Linked DNA regions of Mus musculus: all the other regions are linked to region 1. Evidence: chromatin loops called from intact Hi-C (ENCODE). Cell type or tissue: heart. All regions are shown on one strand.

What was found. Hi-C counts contacts between places; a loop is a spot of excess contacts. Peaks named below come from ENCODE experiments on the same cell type or tissue, not always from the same donor. Only the 100,000 strongest peaks of a DNase experiment are listed, where the experiment ranks them.
Region 2: a loop joins it to region 1, with 2.8 times the contacts of the local background. A loop is called at or near these places in 12 of 42 quality-filtered maps.
Region 3: a loop joins it to region 1, with 2.5 times the contacts of the local background. A loop is called at or near these places in 6 of 42 quality-filtered maps.

What each region holds. Positions count from the first base shown.
Region 1 is chr14:46,698,349-46,706,348 of GRCm38, reverse strand. No RefSeq gene overlaps it. Among named protein-coding and RNA genes, the nearest start is that of D330046F09Rik, 29 kb to the right of the region's middle. In heart, a CTCF peak has its summit at 3,367; DNase peaks (open chromatin) are centred at 1,928 and 3,288; H3K4me3 peaks cover 713 bases; H3K27ac peaks cover 1,289 bases.
Region 2 is chr14:46,560,195-46,568,194 of GRCm38, reverse strand. No RefSeq gene overlaps it. Among named protein-coding and RNA genes, the nearest start is that of Rubie, 12 kb to the left of the region's middle. In heart, a CTCF peak has its summit at 3,000 (motif pointing right); a DNase peak (open chromatin) is centred at 2,864; H3K27ac peaks cover 1,490 bases.
Region 3 is chr14:46,385,330-46,393,329 of GRCm38, reverse strand. It overlaps Bmp4 (bone morphogenetic protein 4), which reads left to right and starts at 2,661. Exons shown (of 4, transcript NM_007554.3): 1 at 2,661-3,026; 2 at 6,050-6,174; 3 at 7,236-7,615. The coding sequence starts at 7,243. Gm15222 (predicted gene 15222) reads right to left here and starts at 5,852. Exons shown (of 1, transcript NR_166856.1): 1 at 4,048-5,852. RefSeq lists promoters at 1,572-2,978, 347-2,978, 3,029-4,986, 5,079-6,077, 5,630-7,246. In heart, a CTCF peak has its summit at 4,422; DNase peaks (open chromatin) are centred at 2,639, 5,169, 5,949, 6,739 and 2 weaker places; H3K4me3 peaks cover 5,666 bases; H3K27ac peaks cover 5,586 bases; H3K27me3 peaks cover 2,641 bases.

The DNA of each region.
Region 1 (8,000 bases):
CATAATTAGAATTTCTAATTAAAAGAAGACAAACGAAAAAGAATAACAGCGGAGTTAAAGAGCACTGGCCCAAGGGCATTTTGTGTTTTGAGAGTGGGATGATTGAGAACAGTCAAGGGCTGTAATTTTTTGTTTTTGTCATGGAGTAAGATGCTTCTCTTCTATATGAACATCTAGTTAAAAGGGCTTCCAGTAGCTCTGTGTTGCCCAAAGAGAGGGGTATGCTGTGAACCTTACCTGTGTTATGCATTTTGAAGTTCATTGATTTTTGATAGGATCGTTGACGGTTGATCTTTCTCATTGGAGTAACTTGTATGGCATCCCAAGGCCATCATATTCCTTAAAGTTGGGAGGGTTTGAAGCTGCTCATCGCTGGGGATGGGGCGCTTAGACACACTATACAAAGGGTGTATTTAGTCTACAAGTGGGAAGATGCTGCAGGCACCTGGCGCATAGGGCATAAAACAAATGTAGGGGAAGAAACTTGTAGTGATTCCTTAGAGCCATTTTCCCACAGACCCAAAGTCCTGTTCCTTCCCAACCTGGGGAACTCCTTCTGTTGATGCTGTATGAACATGGCGGACGGGGAGAGGGATTCCTTGCTGGTGCCGTGGGGCTCATGCCTTGGGGAATGAGAACGGTTGCTCACCATCTTCACACATGGTAACGGCTGGGGTTCTTGAGGGAGCAGTTATCAGAGTGTGTGCCTCCCAGATTCCACAACAACAGGCTACACTCTTGGTAAGTGAATTCTGCAAGAAGCCTGCTTGGCAAGCTTGTATACACACACACACACACACACACACACACACACACACACACACACACACACACACACCACACACCACAGACCACCCCCACAAGTATCTTTCAACTCTCAAAATTCTTCACACGCCTTTTTTTTCTTTTTCCTGATAAGAGGAGCAAACCACTAAACAAACAGGGGAGGTGCATGTCCTTTAGGGTCTGTAGTCACTTTTTTTTTTTATTAGATGTTATGTATCTGTGGATCGACTCCATTGTGATCCAGCGATCTGAATCTGCACTTGCTTACAAGTCTGTTTTTACAGACTGTGGAAGAACAGAGTTTTAATTGCTTGCCGAGGAGAGCGGGGATAGAATCCTCCAGGTAAATCTGGTATATGTGTCAGATTAGTTTTGCCTAGAGGAAACGCCATGTCTCAGCGTCTTATACCCCTAATTTATACCCCCTTATAACTGTGATTACCGTGACGTGGAGTAGAGAGATGCGGTGAATGATTCAGGAGGCTGGCACGGGAGGGTCACAAGTTTGAGACCACCACCACAAGAAAAAAAATGTAGTTCTCAGAAATTGGCTTCTGAGATTAAAGGGGAAACTATATAACCTTACTGGTTAATATTTCATAACCAGTAAGCTTTGGATGGGGGGGAAATTGAAGAAAACAGAACAAAGTGTGTTTGGCAGACTTCTGCTGTCTTTCCTGCCTACTCAACAAGCTCAAAGGCAAGGACCGTGTTTCTCTTGGTGGCTGCTCTCTCTAGGGAGGTAGAGTTGTTTTGTATAATTCAGCTGACATTACCTTAACTTCGGGACACTCACCTTGGAAAACAAACAGTTTGATACCCAGAAACATCTAGAAACTTCCCAGAAAGCAATGATCTTAGCCTGTGTTAGAAACAAACCAACAAAGCTTACTCTTCCTCCTCCCTGCCCCCACTCCTGTCCTCCAGGCTCCAGAAAACAAGTTTGTTGAGCAGGGAAGGGAAATGCCTCCAGCCAGCCAGTCTGAAGACAGGAATGCTGGGCAGGAGATCCGATCCACAATCGGAAGGGTAGAAGGGGCCGATAAGGCTGCATCAGTCACCAAAACAGGTTTCGGAGGTAAAGTGAGGAGGGCCAGGAAATTTGCGATAGGATCGCACTGGGCTGTTAAATCCTGGCACCCAGCGCAGGAGTGGTGACTAAGAGACACTATTTAAACAACAGAGTTTGCGCAAGCGCAAAGGCTCCCTAGCCAAGCTCCTGTGTCAGATCCTCCTGGAGCTTCTGGTCTCTCAGAAAGTACCACGTCTGTGGTCAGTGTCTGCACTGGGGCTGGAGATCAGCTGTGTGTTCATCTCTAAACATTTGAGTCTCTTTTCTAGGAGTACACCCCCCCCAGCCCCCCACTCCAGCCTGCTCCCTGACCCCCACATCCAGGCTGGTCTTCAATTTTCAATCTGCCTGCTGATCAGCCTCAACTGTTGGGAGTGAAATGAAGGTTTTCTGTGGCCCACTTCCCTTCGAGCAGAAGTAGACTGACTTTGGTTAATATCAATACAAGACACGTAACTACGTTTCTCTTGCTTTCTCCTCTTTTCTTGGAAGTACGTTTTTCTGGGTAGAAAGACAGCTTTGGACAGTTGTGCATTTTTCGGTCTCTGGAATTTTAGTATATGGTCCAAACCAGTCGGACTGTATGAGCTGGGCGTGGTGGTGCAAACCCTTAGTCCCAGCACTGGGGAGGCAGAGGCAGGCGGATTTCTGAGTTCGAGGCCAGCCTGGTCTACAGAGTGAGTTCCAGGACAGCCAGGGCTATACAGAGAAACCCTGTCTCGAAACAACAACAACAACAACAACAACCAAACAAAAAAACAAAGAGAGAGAGAGAGAGAGAGAGAGAGAGAGAGAGAGAGAGAGAGAGAGAGAGAGAGGCCAGTGTATCAGGACGTCACTGTGCCTGTCACATTTTTTTTTCTTGGAGTGTGTATATTAATGTGGCCACACATTGCGTATGGTGGGCGGGGACACCCTCAGGTGCTGTCCCCTCCTTTCTTTTTTCCTCTTCAAGACAGGTTCTTTCACTGGCCTGGAACTTGTCAAGTAGGCTGGTTGACCAGCCAGTGAGCCACAGAAGTCCACCTTTCCCGCACTCACGGCCATCCCAGCCTTTCTTCACCTTTGTGTGGGTACTAGAGACTGAACACAGCAGCAGGGTCTCACGCTTGCAGGGCAAGCACTTTCTGGCCGCGTCCACCAGGTGGAGGATTCTGACAGAGCGGACACCTGTTTCAGGGTGTTCTGATTCTTGTTGGGGGAGCTGGGTGGCCCTAAGCATAGCAGACCCTACAAGGGAAGCAATCAGGTGCCCACAGCAGGAGCCTCCCTTGGCCAGTAGGGGTGATCAAAGAATGGAAAGCCAGGGCCAGCACTTTTTTCAGTCCCATCGGTCTATGGTGAAATCTCAGGCGTCCGGTGTGCTTGACTCCCAGATCGAATCTTCGGAAGAGGCTGGTGGTGTGCCTGCTTCGGGATCCAGAGGCCAGCTCTCTGGCTTTCCCCTGGGAGAGCATGCCCAGGCTGGTAGGGTTGCAGTGTGGCTTAGAACCAGGAGAGAGTGCGCCCCCTCGGGAAAAGGGAGAGCTGTAATTCTCAAGAGTAGCGCTAGAGGTCGCAGCTCGAAAGGAAAGTGCCACTCAGACTCCAATCTGACCTCAGCCCCCCCCCCCCCCTGTTTTAATCTCTGGAGACTTTCAGGCTTTCTGTGCTGTTACTCTGAGCCATGGCGCTTTTCTGTATTTGAGGGTCACTCTCCAGGCAAACCTAATTTATTCTCCCTGTCCCACTGCTCCTCACGGTAGGAGAGGCATGTTAGGTAGAGGCATGTGAGAAGCTCTGCCTCTCAGAGAAAGGCAGAACCCCCTTAAGGGGACACTTTTGTCTTCCTGCATTCCAGGGTCAGCTTATATCCTGTTGTTGTTGTTATTATTATTATTATTATCATTGTGGTTGTTATTATTGGTTGTTATTGTTCTTATACTACACAGATATGTAAGGCTGGATATACATGTCTACACTCACAAAAACATACTATTCAAAATAACAATAGGAATGGAATGGAATTGAGTTGGGAAAGCCTGAACCACTGAGAATAGTTGAAACCCAAAATTGATGTCCAGTTCTGTATTTGCTTTATATGTTGAACGTCAGTGGGGCTAGGCTAGAGAACCTTCATGCACTCGAGTGATATCCTGATATATAGGATAATTGATTCGAGACCCTTGGGAAAGGGTCGTTCAACCACAAAGGGGTCTCAAACCACAAGTTGCAAACTGTTGTGCTATAACATGGGATCACTGAACTTCATGCTAGCTGAAATAAGCCTGTCACAAAAAGGCAAATAATGGACGGTTCTGCTGTTGAAAAGTAGCTAGGATAGTAAAACGGAGAGACAAAAATTAGTGCCTCCCGGGAGATAGGGGGAGGAAGGCAGGAGATCACCTTAGGGTCACTACTGTGGTGTAAATAAACATCATGACCAAAATCAACTTGGGGAGGAAAGGGTTATTTTGCTTATTCTTCCTTATTACAGTTCATCACTGAGGGAAGTCAGCGCGGAGACTCAAATAGGGCAGGAATCTAGAGACAGGAGCTGATGCAGAGGCCATGGAGGAGTTCTGTCTACTGGCTTGCTCAGCCTGCATTCTTATAGCATCCAGGACCACCAGCCCAGGGGTACCCCACCTACAGTAGACCAGGCCCTCCCACATCAATCACTAATTAAGAAAATGTCCACTTGCCCACAGCCCAGCCTTACGCAGGCGATTGTCCCTGCCTTCTTGGATAACTCTAGACTATGCCAAGCTGATATAAAAACTGGCCAACACGGAGATTACAATTTATTAAATAATGAGTTTCAGTTTGGGAAAGTGAAAATGTTCCAGAAATGAATAGGGGTGGCGGCTGCACCATTCAAATATACTTACTGCCACTGGATCACACGTTTAAAATGGTTCAAACAGGCCTGGGGAGGAGGCTCATTTGATTGAGTACCCAGTTAGCATGTCCAAGGCCCTTGTTTGATTCTCAGCACCACCGAAACCAGGAGTGGTGGTGCACTCCCAGCACTCCCAAGGGAGCGGCAGAAGGATGGGAAGTTCAAGGACATCCTTGGGTACATAATAAATTTGAGTCTAGCCTGAGCTACATGAGACCCTATCTTTAAAAAGTGTCAACATGGCAACTTGTGTGTATATTTTTCCACAAAATTCTGATAGAGCAGTTTCAGACTCAGTAAGAGTTCTGTGATTTGAGATTGCTCCCCCAATTCTGGGCCCCACAACATGAATGGGACACTACAGCCAACCTGTGAGTTGAAATAACACCAAACACTGCTGTCACAGTTCTTATCGTAATTCATTCTTGGACAACTTCACACTTGTACATAGTACATTCTGATCACACCGTCCCTTCTCCGTGCTAGTTTCTCCCAAAGCTAAATTGATCCCGTGGAAAGATTTTTCTTCATTTGGCCTTCCGTTTGTAAAGGGAGGTGCAGCTGATGGTTGATCAATCCCAAGAGTCTGCCTAACTGGCAAAATGCATAGTTTGGGGGATTCTTTGTTGCCACCGAACTCAGTGGATACCAATTTACAAACCCCAAATTCTGAGAGTCCCTGCTTTGCAAATTGGCTTGGGTGCTGTTAGTTCTTCCACATGTGTGCATGGCTGTGCGTGGCTGTGCGTGGCTGTGCGTGGCTGTGCGTGGCTGTGCGTGGCTGTGCGTGGCTGTGCTTGCTCAAGGTGCATTAAGCAAGAGAAGAATTATAGATAGCCACAAGTTCCAGAGCCGGATTCAGCTCACCACCTCCCTCAGTGGCCACTGTAAAACACAGGGCCAGACGTAGGCCCTCCTTAGCTCTCTCTCCACTTTTATTGAGCATCTATGGTAGGTTCCAAGACAGCAGATAAATAAGGCTTAGTCCTTGCCCTGGCAGAGCCCATGGCCCAGCAGGGGAGGCAGCTACATCAGCAGCTTACCATAATGCAGCAGCGTGATAAACTGGGTCATAATGAGATGGGCAGAGAGGCAGGGGAGCACTGGGGAGCAAGTAAATCTAATAGTATCGTGGGGTTTGCCAGGTTTTACAGGAAGAAAACAGATTGCCTAAGACTTAAAGTTAGACCCCCCAAGCTGAGACGTGGGCCCATTTCCCTTCACGTTGACCCTAGATTTGCATGGTGTTCTTCCTGTAAGCATGTGCAGTACCATGGCTGGTGAATTCTGGGTTAAGGATCTGTGATGGAAGGCAGGCAGGCAGGCAGGCAGGCAGGCAGGCAGGCAGGCAGGCAGGCAGGCAGGCAGGCAGGCAGGCTGGCTTGTGGCATTCATCAAGGCTCCAGCTTGCCAGAGGGAAGGTCAGCAGCTGTTACACTTCTCTCTGAAATAACTGCAAGGCCTCATACTGTTTCGAGTGTGATCCCTAGCGCAGCCATATTGGAGTGGGGCATCTGGAGCTCACTGGCTCATGAGGGCTCCTCATCAGTGGGTTAATCCATTAATGAAGTCATAATTTTCTGGCATGATTGGAAGATACTGGAAACTTTGGAATTCTAGGTCTCATTGGAGGAAGTAGGTGTCCTCCGGGAACACCCCCCAGAAGGGTAGGTCTTGTCTCTGGATCTCTCTTGTTCTCTCCCTCTCTGCATCCTGGCCATTGAGACGTAGCTGATCAGCAGCTGTGTTGCACACATATTTCTTCTACGATGTTCTGCATCATTTACACATATGGAAATATTGGAGTCTGCAGACCCTGAACTCAAACCTTCGAACCTATAAGCCAGGCTACATCTATTTCTGTTAAGTCAACGTTCTCAGGTCCTTCGTCATAGTAATGGAACACTGACTGACACGGAGCACATGAGTTGATGGATTGGGTGGGTCAGACATCAGTCACAGTGGTTAGGACACCAGGGAACAAAGTAAGGGCAGACTGGTATATGCCATGGCCTTAAAAAAAAAAAAAACCAAGTTAGCAGGAGAGGCAGCTCAATGTTAGAATGCTCACCTGCCTAAGACCAGGGGTTCAATTCCAAGTAGTGAAAACACAACACAAAACAAACAGAAGTGATAAGCAGAGGCAGGGGTGGGTGGGCAGTTGACAGTGTTTGCTGAGGTCTTAGTGAATTCTTAGTGCTGTGCTGGTATCCTTTCTCGAAGTTCCCACAACCGGATTGGGCTGTTTGTGCTGTTGTGGCCCCTGTGTGTAGATGAGATGTCTGAGGTACACAGAGGTTATTCACTGGTCTCAAGCCATGTAGTAGGATGTGTAAGAGGGGTATCCAGGACTTAATCTGGGGGCTGCAGGGCCCCGATCATATCCTCTGATCTGACTTTTCATACCAGTGCCAGCACGGACCAGGCTTCAGAGTTAATATGTGAATGTAAAACTGATGTTAACTCTGCTCACTCTAGTGAGCATTTCCATTTTGTGTGTGCATGCAAGTGTGTGTGTGTGTGTGTGAGATGGTGTATAGCATATGTAGGTACACGTGTTTATGTATATAGATGTCAAAGGTTGATTTAAACTGCTTTCACCTTACTCTTTGAGACAGGGTCTCTCACTGAACCTGGAGCCTGCCAATTGGTTAGGCTGATTGTCACTTGGTTAGGCTGATTGTCACTCTTTCCTTTTCTGGTGCTGTGGTCACAGATGCCAGCTGCTGTGCTGGTATGTTACACTCTAGGGATTTGAACTCAGGTCCTCATGCGTGTGTGGAGGGCACCTTGCTGGCTGAGCCATCTCCCTGGCCCCTGCATTTCTCTTTGTCCATTCCTAAGATCTCAGCTTACCATTTTCTCTTCTTAACTCTTGCCTTGTCCAGACGGTGCCAGGCATCACTGGTATCCAAACCAAGGTTTCTATGCCTACAATTGCAGCTTCAGTCAGCCATACTCTGCCGGCCCCTGTAGGTTTGTCTTGAGGTTTCCTGTTCTGTTTCTGCCAGAGAAGACCCTTTACAAATGAAACGCCGCTCTAGCATAATGTCTCGTTTAGATCAAAGTGCACTGTAAAATGAATAATAGTGGTAGATTTCTCTCTGTGGCCTCAGAGGAACATCCAACCCCTTTGTTTGTCATCTGAGGTCACTTCCCAGTATTAAATTGTTCTGCTATTCTTATGTCCTCTGTGCCCCTTGTATTCGTTCTAAGAAAGTTGATCCTGGACACATTTGTGCTGGTTAGTTGTATGCCAGC
Region 2 (8,000 bases), 140 kb after region 1:
CTTATGCAGATGTCTTGTCTGCATGTACATCTGCACACCAGAAGAAGACATAGGAATTCATGGGACTACAATCGTATAGGTTGCGAGCCTCCATGTGGTTGCTGGGAATTGAACTCAGGATCTCTGGGAGAGCAGCCAGTGCTCTTCACCGCTGGTCTCTCTAGGCCTGTTGACATCATTTTGAATGTTAAATTATAAGCAACTTTTCAGGCAAAGCACCCCGTCTCCCCACAGCTGCATATGGTGTCCCTGCAAAGGCAGGGGTGAATGTTGGGGTCCATTCCTCCACAAGATACCTCGCCCCCCAGACACTTAGGTTGATAGCCAAGTCCCCTCTGTCAGACATATTCTCTTGGTCAAATCTAGACAGCCCACCTTCCCGACACTGCTATTCCTGGGAGCCGAGCCTGGTGCCAGGCTGTACTGAACTCTAGATGAAAGGGCTCTCTTCTGACAGGCAGCTTGCGCTAAACCTTGACCTTTTTGAGCTTTGGGAGGTGGACAAGGGAGCAGAGGGGGACGGGCAAGGAGGGGCTGTGTGGTCACTGCTTATAGAGAGTCTGTTTACCTGCCTTCAAGGGTCACAGCCATCTGAATGGGTTTCTGGGACTCTGCTCTTGGGTTTGGTTTCAGAAGACCCATACTGTGGAATTCGGCTCCCCCCCAGGGCCTACCCCTTGCTCTTTGGGATGGGACTTTAATTCCCCAGTGTGACTCCAGCCTTTCAGGGGAGCACTGTAGCTTTCTTGCAAGCCATGTGGATGGCTGCTGTAAGTGGACTTTACTGTTGTTGTATAAACCTTCATTTAAAATTGACTATAAAATGTTTCTGAACCTGCCAAACACGCATTAAAATATTTTGCTCCATTTATGCCTATGTGTAACATTTGGTTTCTAAAGAGCTTTAATCAGTGACTTCAAGTAGGAAGTTATCCATCTTTATTGCCGGTTGGTTCTCAGTGGTGGTCGGGGCAACAATCTTTTTATTGCTTCTGTGTTTAGTTGTTCTTTGACATGATAGAAGTCAGCTGCAGTTCAATGAGCTCACTATTTGTGCAACTTAATTGCTTGCTTCCTCCAATACATACTCAGTTTTTCCTTTTATGAGCGGGGCTGTTGGAAAAATTAAGCTTAAGGATATGGCCATCCACTGTTAATTAACCTCCTTCCCAAACACATTAGTAAAATAGGTCAAATAGCTGCTGAGTGCTAAGTGTACTGTTACCAGGGTCTTCCTGGGCTGAGAAGTGGATCCTGTGTTAAGTGAACAAACGCTGGTGCTTTGAGCATTCTCTGGAAGCAGGCATGGCATAGACCGATGCTAACGGCCCTCCCCCTCCCCTGCTGTACCACAGCCATCCCTTCTGGGTGGGACCCCGAGCTGCTTAGATTGTTTCTTTCTGCAAACATTCAAAGACTTTCTTCCTTAGGTTATTGCCTGTTTTAAAGGTGGGGGGGGGGTCGGACCTAAACCTAGCTTTCTCTTTAGTCACCACTGCTGCTGTTTTGGTTCATCATTCCTAGCATAATCTGAATAATGTGAGGTCTAGATGTGCTCGAGATGTGTAGAAAGAAGGAAACTGATCTATCAAAGCAGGTTCACAGAGACCTCATCTGATTCTCTAGGTGTTGATTCATATTAAGGTGGAAAGTCATTTAATTGCCAGGAGGAGGGGTTGGTTGGAGCTTTCCCAAGTGAAGAGAAAGTATTTTGAGGTTTATATGCATTTAAGAAAGAAAGAATGAATAAATGAATGAAAGAAGGAAAGAGAGAGTGAGAGAAAGAAAGGAAGGAAGGAAGGAAGAAAGAAAAGATTTCTGAATTTGGTGAAAGGTAAGAAAATGCAAGGAACAAATTTACCCTTTTAGACAGTGAGAGAGCACACGCAAACAGAACTGAAAGGAAAATGTGTGAGAGAGAGAAGGATGAATCCGGTCATCTCTACTGTCTGATTGAAATTTCACAAGTTAGTCTTTGTATGCCAGGGGATGAAAAAGGAAGGAAACATAGCTGCCCCAAAGAAACGTCATGCTGATAAGTACAGAAAATTTTCTTTAGAAATTACTAGTTATCACCTAAATCTTGCAAACATTTTGGCAAACAATCTACATTTCTGAAATTGTCCTCCCTGATACAGTGACTGTCAGGCTGTGGTGGGCCAGTGCCCTTCCCAGACCTTTTTGATTCCTAACATGGACAGATTTCCACCTTATACTTACAGTTACTGTAGAGGGCATGCTACAGCATTGCATTTTTGTAGTGTGATGTCAGAATCCTAGAGACACAGAGTCAGTATTGAACTGCTATCCTGATTTTCATACTTTCTAACCCAAGATAATGACCCCATGGTTATCCTGGAGGATCTCTGGACATTTGTTCTCCTCAGTGAGGCTTGTAGCAATGTGCTGGGTCATCCCCAGGAGTTGTGAATTCTAGGGGTTACATTTTCTCCCATCTTTTGTCTGACTGATGCCTGAGATGCAAATGGTGGGCTATAGTAAAACTGGAGAATGGTGGGAAACCTTACTTCAAGGTTGAAAAAACTTGTCAGGAAGAAGAGGAAGAGGAAGAGGAAGAGGAAGAGGAGGAGGAGGAGGAGGAAGAAGAAGAAGAAGAAGAAGAAGAAGAAGAAGAAGAAGAAGAAGAAGAAGAAGAAGAAGAAGAAGAAGAAGAAGAAGAAGCAGCCCAAGACGATGGTTATGAAACAGCGAATTTTGGAAACTTCTAAGGCATTGTCCTGATGCTCTCTCTATATATCCCTAGAGCCCTGCTGATGGAATCTAGCAGCACCGTTTTTGTTTCACATTCCTTCTAAACTAGTTGCATCCAGGAGATTCTGCCAGGTCTCGCTGAGCTTCCAGGAATCCATGGTTTGCTTGGCTCTTGGATTCTTCTTAACTTTAAGGAGTGTGCTTTCTCTTCTGACTTTGCTAGTAAGTCATGATGGACTTCAATAAAATCTGGACAAGGAGCCCTAACAGCCACGAAATGCTTCCTATAACCAGCAGGTGGCACTGTGGATACTACAGTGGTGAAAACTGGGATGTAGGCAGCAAAGATAGGGTGGGGGGCTGGAAGGATTAGGTAATGCAGGTGAACCTACCGAATTTGGGATTAACAGGCCATTTTAGACAGCTCTAAGCAGCCCTGGGCTTGCAAAGCTCCTTCCCTCCTTCTCTCCCTCCCTCTCTCTGTTCCCGCCCTCTCTCTGTTCTCTCTCCTCCTTCTCCCTCTTTCCTCCTCTTTTCCCTCTCTCTCCTCCCTCTTTCTCGTTCTCCCTGTCTCTCCCATCTCCTTGTCTCCCCCATATCCTGTCTCCTTCCCTCTCTCCTCCTCTCCCTCCCCCTTCTCCCATTTTCTTTCCACTGGCACCAAACGATGGCTACTTAAACTTTCCTTGCTGTGTCTGCTGCTGTTCCAGGTTGAGAAACAGACTCAGGAAGATGTAGTGAATTTTATATCAACATCTACTCACATTATGAGACCACAGTGTGTAAATTCAAGGATGGTGTGTAGAATAGGTTACACTCTATGCTCATGACCCATTGTCCCACTAGGGACACAGGTTATTTTGGTTTATTTAGTTATATCAAGGAGATCAGGACATTTCCCTGATCTCTACTTGTCTCAGTACTCTCTGTCATGTGTGGCTTGTTTCTTTAGAAATTTATTGGAGAGAGAATTATGTAAATCAATTTTTAGAAGATACCCCTTCTCTGAATAAATTTTCGTACTTTTCAAAGTTCACGAGGTAGTTGAATTGAACAGAGATGGCCACAACTATTCGCTCCAAGACACCAGCAAAGGCACAAGGCTTATGGGATTCTCTTTGAAGGAAGGAACTTGTAATCAGAAACAACTTTCTCTGTAGCTTAGACCAGGGGCCAAGGAAGGCCCTAAAGAGGAAATGTAATTGCTCTCAATATGGCTTGCAACATGGAGGACTCTTGGGAACACCAGCCCTACCATCAGAAACATGGCCTCCTCTGCATGGATGAGCTGTGTTCTAGGGCTTGGTGGTTGCATTACCATTTTCTGCTTGCAGCAGTAGAAAGCAATTTTTTTCCCAATGGAGTTGGAGCCCATCTTTCTAAGAAGAACCAAAGGGGTTGGAGTCTGAAGGTGTTGGAGCCATCTTTCCAGGGGAGCACTGAAGGGGTTGTGGGTCCAGGGAGAATTGCTTCTGTCATCAGCGGTTGGTCTTTTTGTTATGGGAAAGCCAAAGGACTACAGAGAAAGGGATGAAGAACCACAAAACTGGATTTAGAACAAGGGGACAGAAGTCACTATGTAAAGGTCGGGGTCTTGGGGACCAGTTTCTATAGTCCGAGTGTCTCTCCAGTGTCCAGAATCGTACACATTTCTGCCATCCCCGTGCTGTGGGAACTGAGGCAGGCAGCTTGAGAGCTGCTCAGGAAGGATGTTTTGGACGGTCACTCTGTGTGACTGGACAGTTTGACCTACTAAGGGGACCTTGGAATGGAAACTGGTTTGCTATCTATCAACAAATAGGGCTGCTTCTGACTACTTCAGCAAGCTTCTCTCCAGCTTCTTGGACACCTTGCCCTCCTTGAGCCCAAAGCCTGGGCAGCCCTCGAGCTGCAAAGTGGAGCAAAAGTTCCCTGTCACTTCCTCTTCTGAAGGTTATGTCTGCAGACACTGGCTCCCATACCCCATAATTACTTTTTCACATTTTTTAATATAGTAACACATGGTTGGGCTTGTGGTACAGGGACCAAGTGATACCTCCAGGCCATGAACGCTATAAATAACTCCAGGGATCATTTTATATGGTTAGGGAAGGAAACTGCTTCTCTCTTAAGAAGTTGTTCCAAGAGGTAGGACTTGGGGACCAATGACTTATATTTTCAAGAGCCCCTTGCCATTTCTATTTCTCTATATAGCTCAGAGATCCTATCAGTATCAATGTATTGGCTTGTCAGTCAGTCTTATATCATGTTTTGGTGTAAAGTGGTTCTTGAGGGCATTTTTGTCACACATAGAGAGAGGCAATTATGTGGGTTAAGCTGTGAACTCCTGTCTCCTGAAGGAGGGCTCCTAGTGGGTACTCAGGGCTGGCATGTCGCTGGGTAAACCCCTCACTTGAGTCAACACTTGAGTAGACAGTAGCACCTTGTGCCACTGACCAAACAACAATAACAACAAACAAACAAACAACCCCCCAAAAACCAAAACAGTATACCACCCAAGGCAGTCTGATCTTTGAGCTTCCTGAGAAGAACAATTGAGAATATTTCTTGTGTTTCAGCAACTTCAGCACACATTGGCCCTTTTTTTCTTCTTAAGTTACCTTAGTTCACTTAAAATAAAACTAAGGTAGAGGCATATGGGACTCAGTTTACCCTCTGCATCTTCCAGAGTCATCTTGAGACTAGGAACCGTGAGAGCCAAACTGTAGCACTGACCAAACTCTCAGAGACACCTGGTGCTGTTTTCCAGGTTTTTATTTTTCAAGAGTCCTCCAGTTCTGGTCATCTGACAGCCACCATTTTAGGGAGAAGGAACCACGGCTGACAGTAGGGCAGACTGTCTTTATCTCAGGATGTTGCAGCCCTGACCAAAGCAAAGGTTGGTAGTATTTCTTGGGCCCTGTCCCCTGAACTCTCACACAAGGACTCCTTGGATAAGTGAGGTGGCAGCAGACCCCCAAGTTCTAGTCAGCCATAGGTACTCCAAAGTCTCCAACACAAAGCATTCCATTATAAAGTTGGCTCTTTGCACATGATGTTTCCAGCAAATACTTGTACCTGTTTTCTGCCATGCCGCAGTCTTTGAGATGATTACATGCCTTTGCTCAAGAATGGCACGTTGCCAAAGCCAGAGGTCTGCCTGCTGGAGTCTCAATAGTGTTCATTATGAAGAAGTTTCTATTCCTACCCTGGAAGGAAAAAGCCACTCACAGATAAAGTGTATGATATGATTATGGTGCTTTAGATAACCACAAGTATTACTTCCGACATGATAAGAGATTGTATTCTGTCTCCATTATGCAGGGCTTGGCTCAGCCTTTTTAAGAAGTGGTGGCATTTTTTTTTTTGAAGGCCACTTGATCAGTTTGGAACCAGTGGGAGCGTGAAGGTTTATGCAGATAAAATCAATGTCAGTTGCAGCTACCGCAGCAATGGCAGAGATGGGGAGAGAGGGAGTGGGGTGAAGAGGGAAAAGGGTAGAGGTAGCGTAGACAGATGGAGTGGGAAGGGGGTTGAAACCTGGAGCAAAGGGCCCTTAGCAATTCCAGTAGCTGTTTGGAGAACGTTGACTAAGCAGCTTGTCTATCAAGATGTTGGGTGACCTTTATTCCCCTGTGCAAACCTCATTAGGACTAAGCTCACAGAGAAAGTTTGAATGCTCTCAGCTCCTTGGAAGGATGTATTAATGAGACAAATTCAATTTGGGAAGGGAGTAGAGATTTTAAGACAGGGTTTCTCTGTCTAGCCCTGGCTGTCCTTGAACTTGCTCTGTAGACCAAGCTGGTCTGGAACTCACAGAGATCTGCCTGCCTCTGCCTCCCAAGTGCAGGGATTAAAGAAGTATGCTACCATGCCCAGCTGGACAGATAAACTTTTAAATAGACAGGAGAGTTAGCACCACTACAGGATTTTTCTGGAGGGGAATATAAAAAGGGGAGTTATAAGCCTGGTTAGAATTTCCCACATTAAGTTGTAGAACAGAAACTGAAGGGTCCACTGTCATAGCGTGGATACTATTGTTTTATCGTGAAGGCAGCCTTTGATGGAAAAGGCAACCCTTAGAATACCATTCTAAAGATGTGGGCCTTTGTAATTATCCAAGCAAGCAATGCTAGAACTGCCTTCCTAATTGCATAAGACAAGGGGTTAATGGCTGAATTCTTTACTTCTGAAATCTAGAGGGGAAAAAAATGAGAGTAAACATTCAAGATTTAAAATAAATCCAGGAGGCTGGCGAGGTGGCTCAGTAGCTAAAAGCACTGTCTGCTCTTCCAGACAGTGCTGGGTTCATTTCCCAGCATGCACCTAGCAACTCACAGATGCTCATCACTCTGGTACCAGGGGATCTAATGTCCTCTTCTGGTCTCTGTGAACACCAGATCCAGACACACATGTAGACAAAACATCAGTACAGATAAAAAAATATATAATCATAAAATGAAAAGCTTTTAAAAAGTCCAAAAGCTAGGATAATATTTACATGTGTGTGTCCATGTATACATGTTTGTTTATGTAAGAAAAGCCTAAGCCCCAATTATAGCAAGAGTGTCATCAGTTGTGCCCGAGGACCATCTGAGAGCTCAAAATAAGCCATCATGAGAAGCATCTGCCTCATCATAAAATATCATGGCTGCTGGGTGCTTTGTGCATCTTGAAACTGATAGATGATGCCGGGGATGAGTGGACAGCCCAGGGAAGATAAAAGAGATTTTGATTTCTCTAGTGTTCTCATCCCCGTTCCTAGGTCACTCATAGTTATACTTCCCCAAGGAGATCCAAGTTCTGTATTTCAGAAGGTCTTGAGAATAAGCCCACCAGCTCCCTTAAATCGTTATCTTCAATTTTCTATCCTCCATAAGAGATAAAAAATGTGTGGGAACTTGCATCTTTGCTAAGCAGAAATATGACTGCTCAGTCATTGGCAAAGTGCTCAGGGGTTATCCGTACAGGAAAGGACGAGGGATTAGGATTTCAATTAAAATAGCCCCAGGCCAGGAAGATAATTTTACGTCAGTCAAGTGCTTTCTGCACTCCATGAAGACCCAAGTTTGCTCTCCAGAGCCTATGTGAAAGGCCCAGCATGGTAGTGTGTGCTGTGAAGTCAGTGCAGGGGAGATGGATTCCTGGTGGCCCCCTGGCCAGTCAGGAGCCTAAGCCATGAGTTCCAGGCTAACTAGTGTTTCCAAAATCATGGTGGATAGCTTCAGAGGACCAATACTCACTGTTCCTCTGCCTGCCCATACATGAACACACACATGGTGTGTGTGGGGAGACAGAGACATAGAGAC
Region 3 (8,000 bases), 310 kb after region 1:
TGGTACTTATTAGCTCTGAAAGGATATGTAAAATAACTTTTAAAACAGGAGTATTCATTGGCCAGGCATGGTGGTATATACCTGCAATCACTGTCTGGTTAGACTTTGCTTCAAAACCAACCAAACCAAACCACACCAAACTTAATTTGTTACTTAGCATAACTGGGAGGTGGGGGCTGCGGGGCGGGGGGTGGGGGAGTGGGGTGGGGTGGGGAGACAAGGAAGACTAGGTTTGCTTGGGTCAGCAAAGATGCTGATGGGTAAGGTTTTGTTTGTTTGTTTGTTTGTTTGTTTTTTGTTTTTTGTTTTAAAGTTGGGTCTTTCTCTACATAGTCCTGCTTGTCCTGAATTCGCTAGGTAGACCAGGCTGGCCCAGAACACCTAGAGATCATCTGGCTGCCTCTGTCTCTTGAGTTCTGGGGCTAAAGCATGCACCACTCTACCTGGCTAGTTTGTATCCATCTAAATTGGGGAAGAAAGAAGTACAGCTGTCCCCAGAGATAACAGCTGGGTTTTCCCATCAAACACCTAGAAATCCATTTTAGATTCTAAATAGGGTTTGTCAGGTAGCTTAATTAGAAACTTTCAGACTGGGTTTCACAGACTGGTTGGGCCAAAGGTCACTTTATTGTCTGGGTTTCAGCAAAATGAGACAATAGCTGTTATTCAAACAACATTTGGGTAAGGAAGAAAAATGAACAAACACCACTCTCCCTCCCCCCGCTCCGTGCCTCCAAATCCATTAAAGGCAAAGCTGCACCCCTAAGGACAACGAATCGCTGCTGTTTGTGAGTTTAAATATTAAGGAACACATTGTGTTAATGATTGGAGCAGCAGTGATTGATGTAGTGGCATTGGTGAGCACTGAATCCGTCCTTCAACCTGCTATGGGAGCACAGAGCCTGATGCCCCAGGAGTAATGTAATAGAGTAATGTAATGTAATGGAGTTTTAATTTTGTGTTGTTGTTTTAAATAATTAATTGTAATTTTGGCTGTGTTAGAAGCTGTGGGTACGTTTCTCAGTCATCTTTTCGGTCTGGTGTTATTGCCATACCTTGATTAATCGGAGATTAAAAGAGAAGGTGTACTTAGAAACGATTTCAAATGAAAGAAGGTATGTTTCCAATGTGACTTCACTAAAGTGACAGTGACGCAGGGAATCAATCGTCTTCTAATAGAAAGGGCTCATGGAGACCTGAGCTGATCTTTCTGTTCTGGATGAGAGAGGTGGTACCCATTGGAATGAAAGGACTTAGTCAGGGGCATACAGTGTGCTCCAGGCTGGGGATGGTCAGGATGTTGTGCTCAGCCTCTAACACTCCTTCCAACCTGACATTCCTTCTCACCCTTTGTCTCTGGCCAGTAGAATACAGGAACTCGTTCCTGTTTTTTTTTTTTTAAATTCTGAAGGTGTGTAAGTACAAAGGTCAGATGAGCGGCCCTAGGTCAAGACTGCTTTGTGGTGACAAGGGAGTATAACACCCACCCCAGAAACCAAGAACCGGAAATTGCTATCTTCCAGCCCTTTGAGAGCTACCTGAAGCTCTGGGCTGCTGGCCTCACCCCTTCCCTGCAGCTTTCCCTTTAGCAGAGGCTGTGATTTCCTTCAGCGCTCTGGGCAAATACTCTTAGCCTGGCTCACCTTCCCCATCCTCGTTTGTAAAAACAAAGATGAAGCTGATAGTTCCTTCCCAGCTCCATCAGAGGCAGGGTGTGAAATTAGCTCCTGTTTGGGAAGGTTTAAAAGCCGGCCACATTCCACCTCCCAGCTAGCATGATTACCAACTCTTGTTCTTACTGTTGTTATGAAAGACTCAATTCCTCATCTCCCTTCTTTTAAAAAGGGGCCAAAGGGCACTTTGTTTTTTTCTCTACATGGCCTAAAAGGCACTGTGTTACCTTCCTGGAAGGTCCCAAACAAACAAACAAACAAACAAAATAACCATCTGGCAGTTAAGAAGGCTTCAGAGATATAAATAGGATTTTCTAATTGTCTTACAAGGCCTAGGCCTGTTTGCCTGCCAAGTGCCTGCAAACTACCTCTGTGCACTTGAAATGTTAGACCTGGGGGATCGATGGAGGGCACCCAGTTTAAGGGGGGTTGGTGCAATTCTCAAATGTCCACAAGAAACATCTCACAAAAACTTTTTTGGGGGGAAAGTCACCTCCTAATAGTTGAAGAGGTATCTCCTTCGGGCACACAGCCCTGCTCACAGCCTGTTTCAACGTTTGGGAATCCTTTAACAGTTTACGGAAGGCCACCCTTTAAACCAATCCAACAGCTCCCTTCTCCATAACCTGATTTTAGAGGTGTTTCATTATCTCTAATTACTCGGGGTAAATGGTGATTACTCAGTGTTTTAATCATCAGTTTGGGCAGCAGTTATTCTAAACTCAGGGAAGCCCAGACTCCCATGGGTATTTTTGGAAGGTACAGAGACTAGTTGGTGCATGCTTTCTAGTACCTCTTGCACGTGGTCCCCAGGTGAGCCCCGGCTGCTTCCCGAGCTGGAGGCATCGGTCCCAGCCAAGGTGGCAACTGAGGGCTGGGGAGCTGTGCAATCTTCCGGACCCGGGCCTTGCCAGGCGAGGCGAGGCCCCGTGGCTGGATGGGAGGATGTGGGCGGGGCTCCCATCCCCAGAAGGGGAGGCGATTAAGGGAGGAGGGAAGAAGGGAGGGGCCGCTGGGGGGAAAGACTGGGGAGGAAGGGAAGAAAGAGAGGGAGGGAAAAGAGAAGGAAGGAGTAGATGTGAGAGGGTGGTGCTGGAGGGTGGGAAGGCAAGAGCGCGAGGCCTGGCCCGGAAGCTAGGTGAGTTCGGCATCCGAGCTGAGAGACCCCAGCCTAAGACGCCGCTGCGCTGCAACCCAGCCTGAGTATCTGGTCTCCGTCCCTGATGGGATTCTCGTCTAAACCGTCTTGGAGCCTGCAGCGATCCAGTCTCTGGCCCTCGACCAGGTTCATTGCAGCTTTCTAGAGGTCCCCAGAAGCAGCTGCTGGCGAGCCCGCTTCTGCAGGAACCAATGGTGAGCAGGGCAACCTGGAGAGGGGCGCTATTCTGAGGATTCGAGGTGCACCCGTAGTAGAAGCTGGGGATGGGGCTCAGGCTGTAACCGAGGCAAAAGTTGGCCTATTCCTCCTTCCTTCTCCAACAGTGTTGGAGGTGGGATGATGGAGGCTAAAAGGCACCTCCATATATGTTACTGCGTCTATCCAACCTACTTTAGGGAGGTGCGGGCCAGGAGAGGCGGGAAGGAGAGAAGGCCTTGGAAGAGAGGTCATTGGGAAGAACTGTGGGGTTTGGTGGGTTTGCTTCCACTTAGACTATAAGAGTGGGAGAGGAGGGAGTCAACTCTAAGTTTCAACACCAGTGGGGGACTGAGGACTGCTTCATTAGGAGAGAGAACCTAGCCAGAGCTAGCTTTGCAAAAGAGGCTGTAGTCCTGCTTTGCTCTAAAGCGCGACCCGGGATAGAGAGGCTTCCTTGAGCGGGGTGTCACCTAATCTTGTCCCCAACGCACCCCCTCCCAGCCCCTGAGAGCTAGCGAACTGTAGGTACAGAACTCGCTCCCATCTCCAGGAGCTATTTTCTTAGACATGGGCACCCATGCATTCTGCCTTCTGGTACTCTCCCCTCCCTGGGAAGGGGTGTAAGGTTCGACGGACCGTGGCCAGGATGCCGAAAGGCTACCTGTGCGGGTCTTCTGCCATGCTGTGTCTGTGCGGACATGCCAGCAGGGCTAATGAGGAGCTTGCGATACTCCAAAGGGTTCGGGAATTGCGGGGTCCTTACACGCAGTGGAGTTGGGCCCCGGGGACTCAGAAGGTTTCCCGCCACGGCTTTGGTTGATAGTTTTTTTAGTATCCTGGTTTATGAACTGAAGGTTTTGTGAGATGTTGAATCACTAGCAGGGTCATATTTGGCAAACCGAGGCTACTATTAAATTTTGGTTTTAGAAGAAGATTCTGGGGAGAAAGTGAAGGGTAACTGCCTCCAGGAGCTGTATCAACCCCATTAAGAAAAAAAAAAATACCAGGAGATGAAAATTTACTTTGATCTGTATTTTTTAATTAAAAAAAATCAGGGAAGAAAGGAGTGATTAGAAAGGGATCCTTGTGAAGTTGAAATTGAAACAAGTCCTTCGTCTATTTACTGGGCTTTAACGTCGAGAGCGCTCCACACACCGCCAAAGGCACAGGATTGTCCGGGGATCCTGAGCGTCGGCGGTTCCACGGTGCCCTCGCTCCGCGTGCGCCAGTCGCTAGCATATCGCCATCTCTTTCCCCCTTAAAAGCAAATAAACAAATCAACAATAAGCCCTTTGCCCTTTCCAGCGCTTTCCCAGTTATTCCCAGCGGCGACGCTGGTCGGGGAATAGAGAAATCGTCTCAGAAAGCTGCGCTGATGGTGGTGAGAGCGGACTGTCGCTCAGGGGCGCCCGCGGTCTCTGCACCCAGGGCAGCAGTGTGGGATGGCGCTGGGCAGCCACCGCCGCCAGGAAGGACGTGACTCTCCATCCTTTACACTTCTTTCTCAAAGGTTTCCCGAAAGTGCCCCCCGCCTCGAAAACTGGGGCCGGTGCGGGGGGGGGGGAGAGGTTAGGTTGAAAACCAGCTGGACACGTCGAGTTCCTAAGTGAGGCAAAGAGGCGGGGTGGAGCGGGCTCTGGAGCGGGGGAGTCCTGGGACTCCGGTCCTCGGATGGACCCCGTGCAAAGACCTGTTGGAACAAGAGTTGCGCTTCCGAGGTTAGAACAGGCCAGGCATCTTAGGATAGTCAGGTCACCCCCCCCCCCAACCCCACCCGAGTTGTGTTGGTGAATTTCTTGGAGGAATCTTAGCCGCGATTCTGTAGCTGGTGCAAAAGGAGGAAAGGGGTGGGGGAAGGAAGTGGCGCGCGCGGGGGTGGCGGTGGGGGTGGAGGTGGTTTAAAAAGTAAGCCAAGCCAGAGGGAGAGGTCGAGTGCAGGCCGAAAGCTGTTCTCGGGTTTGTAGACGCTTGGGATCGCGCTTGGGGTCTCCTTTCCGTGCCGGGTAGGAGTTGTAAAGCCTTTGCAACTCTGAGATCTGAAAAAAAATGTGATGCGCTCTTTCTTTGGCGACGCCTGTTTTGGAATCTGTCCGGAGTTAGAAGCTCAGACGTCCACCCCCCACCCCCCGCCCACCCCCTCTGCCTTGAATGGCACCGCCGACCGGTTTCTGAAGGATCTGCTTGGCTGGAGCGGACGCTGAGGTTGGCAGACACGGTGCGGGGACTCTGGCGGGGCTACTAGACAGTACTTCAGAAGCCGCTCCTTCTAACTTTCCCACACCGCTCAAACCCCGACACCCCCGCGGCGGACTGAGTTGGCGACGGGGTCAGAGTCTTCTGGCTGGAAGTTAGATCCGCTAGGGGTCGGCTGCCTGTCGCTAGAAGCATTATTTGGCCTCTCGGAGACCCTGTGGAGGAAGTGCTGGAGTGTGCGAGTGTGTTTGCGTGTGTGTGTGTGTGTGTGTGTGTGTGTGTGTGTGTGTGTGTGCGCGCGCGCGCGCGCGCGCCCTTGGAGGGTCCCTATGCGCTTTCCTTTTCATGGAACGCTGTCGTGAGGCTTTGGTAAACTGTCTTTTCGGTTCCTCTCTCGGCTGCACTTAAGCTTTGTCGGCGCTGTAAAGAGACGCGTCTTCAAGTGCACCCTGATCCTCAGGCTTCAGATAACCCGTCCCCGAACCTGGCCAGATGCATTGCACTGCGCGCCGCAGGTAGAGACGTGCCCCACGTCCCCTGCGTGCAGCGACTACGACCGAGAGCCGCGCCAGTGGCTGGTGTCCCGCCGAGAGTTCCTCAGAGCAGGCGGGGACAACTCCCAGACGGCTGGGGCTCCAGCTGCGGGCGCGGAGGTTGGCCTCGCTCGCAGGGGCTGGACCCAGCCGGGGTGGGAGGATGGAGGAGGGGCGGGCGGGCTCTTCGGTGAGTGGGGCGGGGCCTCTGGGTCCACGTGACTCCTAGGGGCTGGAAGAAAAACAGAGCCTGTCTGCTCCAGAGTCTCATTATATTCAAATATTCATTTTAGGAGCCATTCCGTAGTGCCATTCGGAGCGACGCACTGCCGCAGCTTCTCTGAGCCTTTCCAGCAAGTTTGTTCAAGATTGGCTCCCAAGAATCATGGACTGTTATTATATGCCTTGTTTTCTGTCAGTGAGTAGACACCTCTTCTTTCCCCTTCTTGGGATTTCACTCTGTCCTCCCATCCCTGACCACTGTCTGTCCCTCCCGTCGGACTTCCATTTCAGTGCCCGCGCCCTACTCTCAGGCAGCGCTATGGTTCTCTTTCTGGTCCCTGCAAGGCCAGACACTCGAAATGTACGGGCTCCTTTTAAAGCGCTCCCACTGTTTTCTCTGATCCGCTGCGTTGCAAGAAAGAGGGAGCGCGAGGGACCAAATAGATGAAAGGTCCTCAGGTTGGGGCTGTCCCTTGAGGGCTAACCACTCCCTTCCCAGTCCCGTCCCACTAGCCTGGGAAGGCCAGTTCCTTGCCTCATAAAAAAAAAAAAAAAAAAACCAAAAAAAACAAAACCATGTTCGTTTTGGAATCACCCCTACCGTTCCCTGGGAACAAGACTCTTTAGTGAGCATTTTCAACGCAGCGACTACAATGAAATAAATCACAAAGTCACTGGGGCAGCCCCCTGACTCCTTTTCCCAGTCACTGGACCTTGCTGCCCGGTCCAAGCCCTGCCGGCACAGCTCTGTTCTCCCCTCCTCCTGTTCTTAACCAGCTGGAAGTTGTGGAAATTGGGCTGGAGGGCGGAGGAAGGGCGGGGGTGGGGGGGGGGTGGAGAAGGTGGGGGGGAGGCTGAAGGTCCGAAGTGAAGAGCGATGGCATTTTAATTCTCCCTCCCCCACCCCCCTTTACCTCCTCAATGTTAACTGTTTATCCTTGAAGAAGCCACGCTGAGATCATGGCTCAGATAGCCGTTGGGACAGGATGGAGGCTATCTGATTTGGGGTTATTTGAGTGTAAACAAGTTAGACCAAGTAATTACAGGGCGATTCTTACTTTCGGGCCGTGCATGGCTGCAGCTGGTGTGTGTGTGTGTAGGGTGTGAGGGAGAAAACACAAACTTGATCTTTCGGACCTGTTTTACATCTTGACCGTCGGTTGCTACCCCTATATGCATATGCAGAGACATCTCTATTTCTCGCTATTGATCGGTGTTTATTTATTCTTTAACCTTCCACCCCAACCCCCTCCCCAGAGACACCATGATTCCTGGTAACCGAATGCTGATGGTCGTTTTATTATGCCAAGTCCTGCTAGGAGGCGCGAGCCATGCTAGTTTGATACCTGAGACCGGGAAGAAAAAAGTCGCCGAGATTCAGGGCCACGCGGGAGGACGCCGCTCAGGGCAGAGCCATGAGCTCCTGCGGGACTTCGAGGCGACACTTCTACAGATGTTTGGGCTGCGCCGCCGTCCGCAGCCTAGCAAGAGCGCCGTCATTCCGGATTACATGAGGGATCTTTACCGGCTCCAGTCTGGGGAGGAGGAGGAGGAAGAGCAGAGCCAGGGAACCGGGCTTGAGTACCCGGAGCGTCCCGCCAGCCGAGCCAACACTGTGAGGAGTTTCCATCACGAAGGTCAGTTTGTGCTCTTAGTCCTGGCGGTGTAGGGTGGGGTAGAGCGCCGGGGCAGAGGGTGGGGGGTGGGCAGCTGGCAGGGCAAGCTGAAGGGGTTGTGGAAGCCCCCGGGGAAGAAGAGTTCATGTTACATCAAAGCTCCGAGTCCTGGAGACTGTGGAACAGGGCCTCTTACCTTCAACTTTCCAGAGCTGCCTCTGAGGGTACTTTCTGGAGACCAAGTAGTGGTGGTGATGGGGGAGGGGGTTACGTTGGGAGAAGCGGACTGACAGCACTCAGACTTCTGCTAGCCCCAGCGGTGTGCTTTAGCTATATCAAAGCCAGGGTTTCTGCCCGTTTTGTTCAAAGCACCTACTGAATTTAATATTACAGCTGTGTGTTTGTC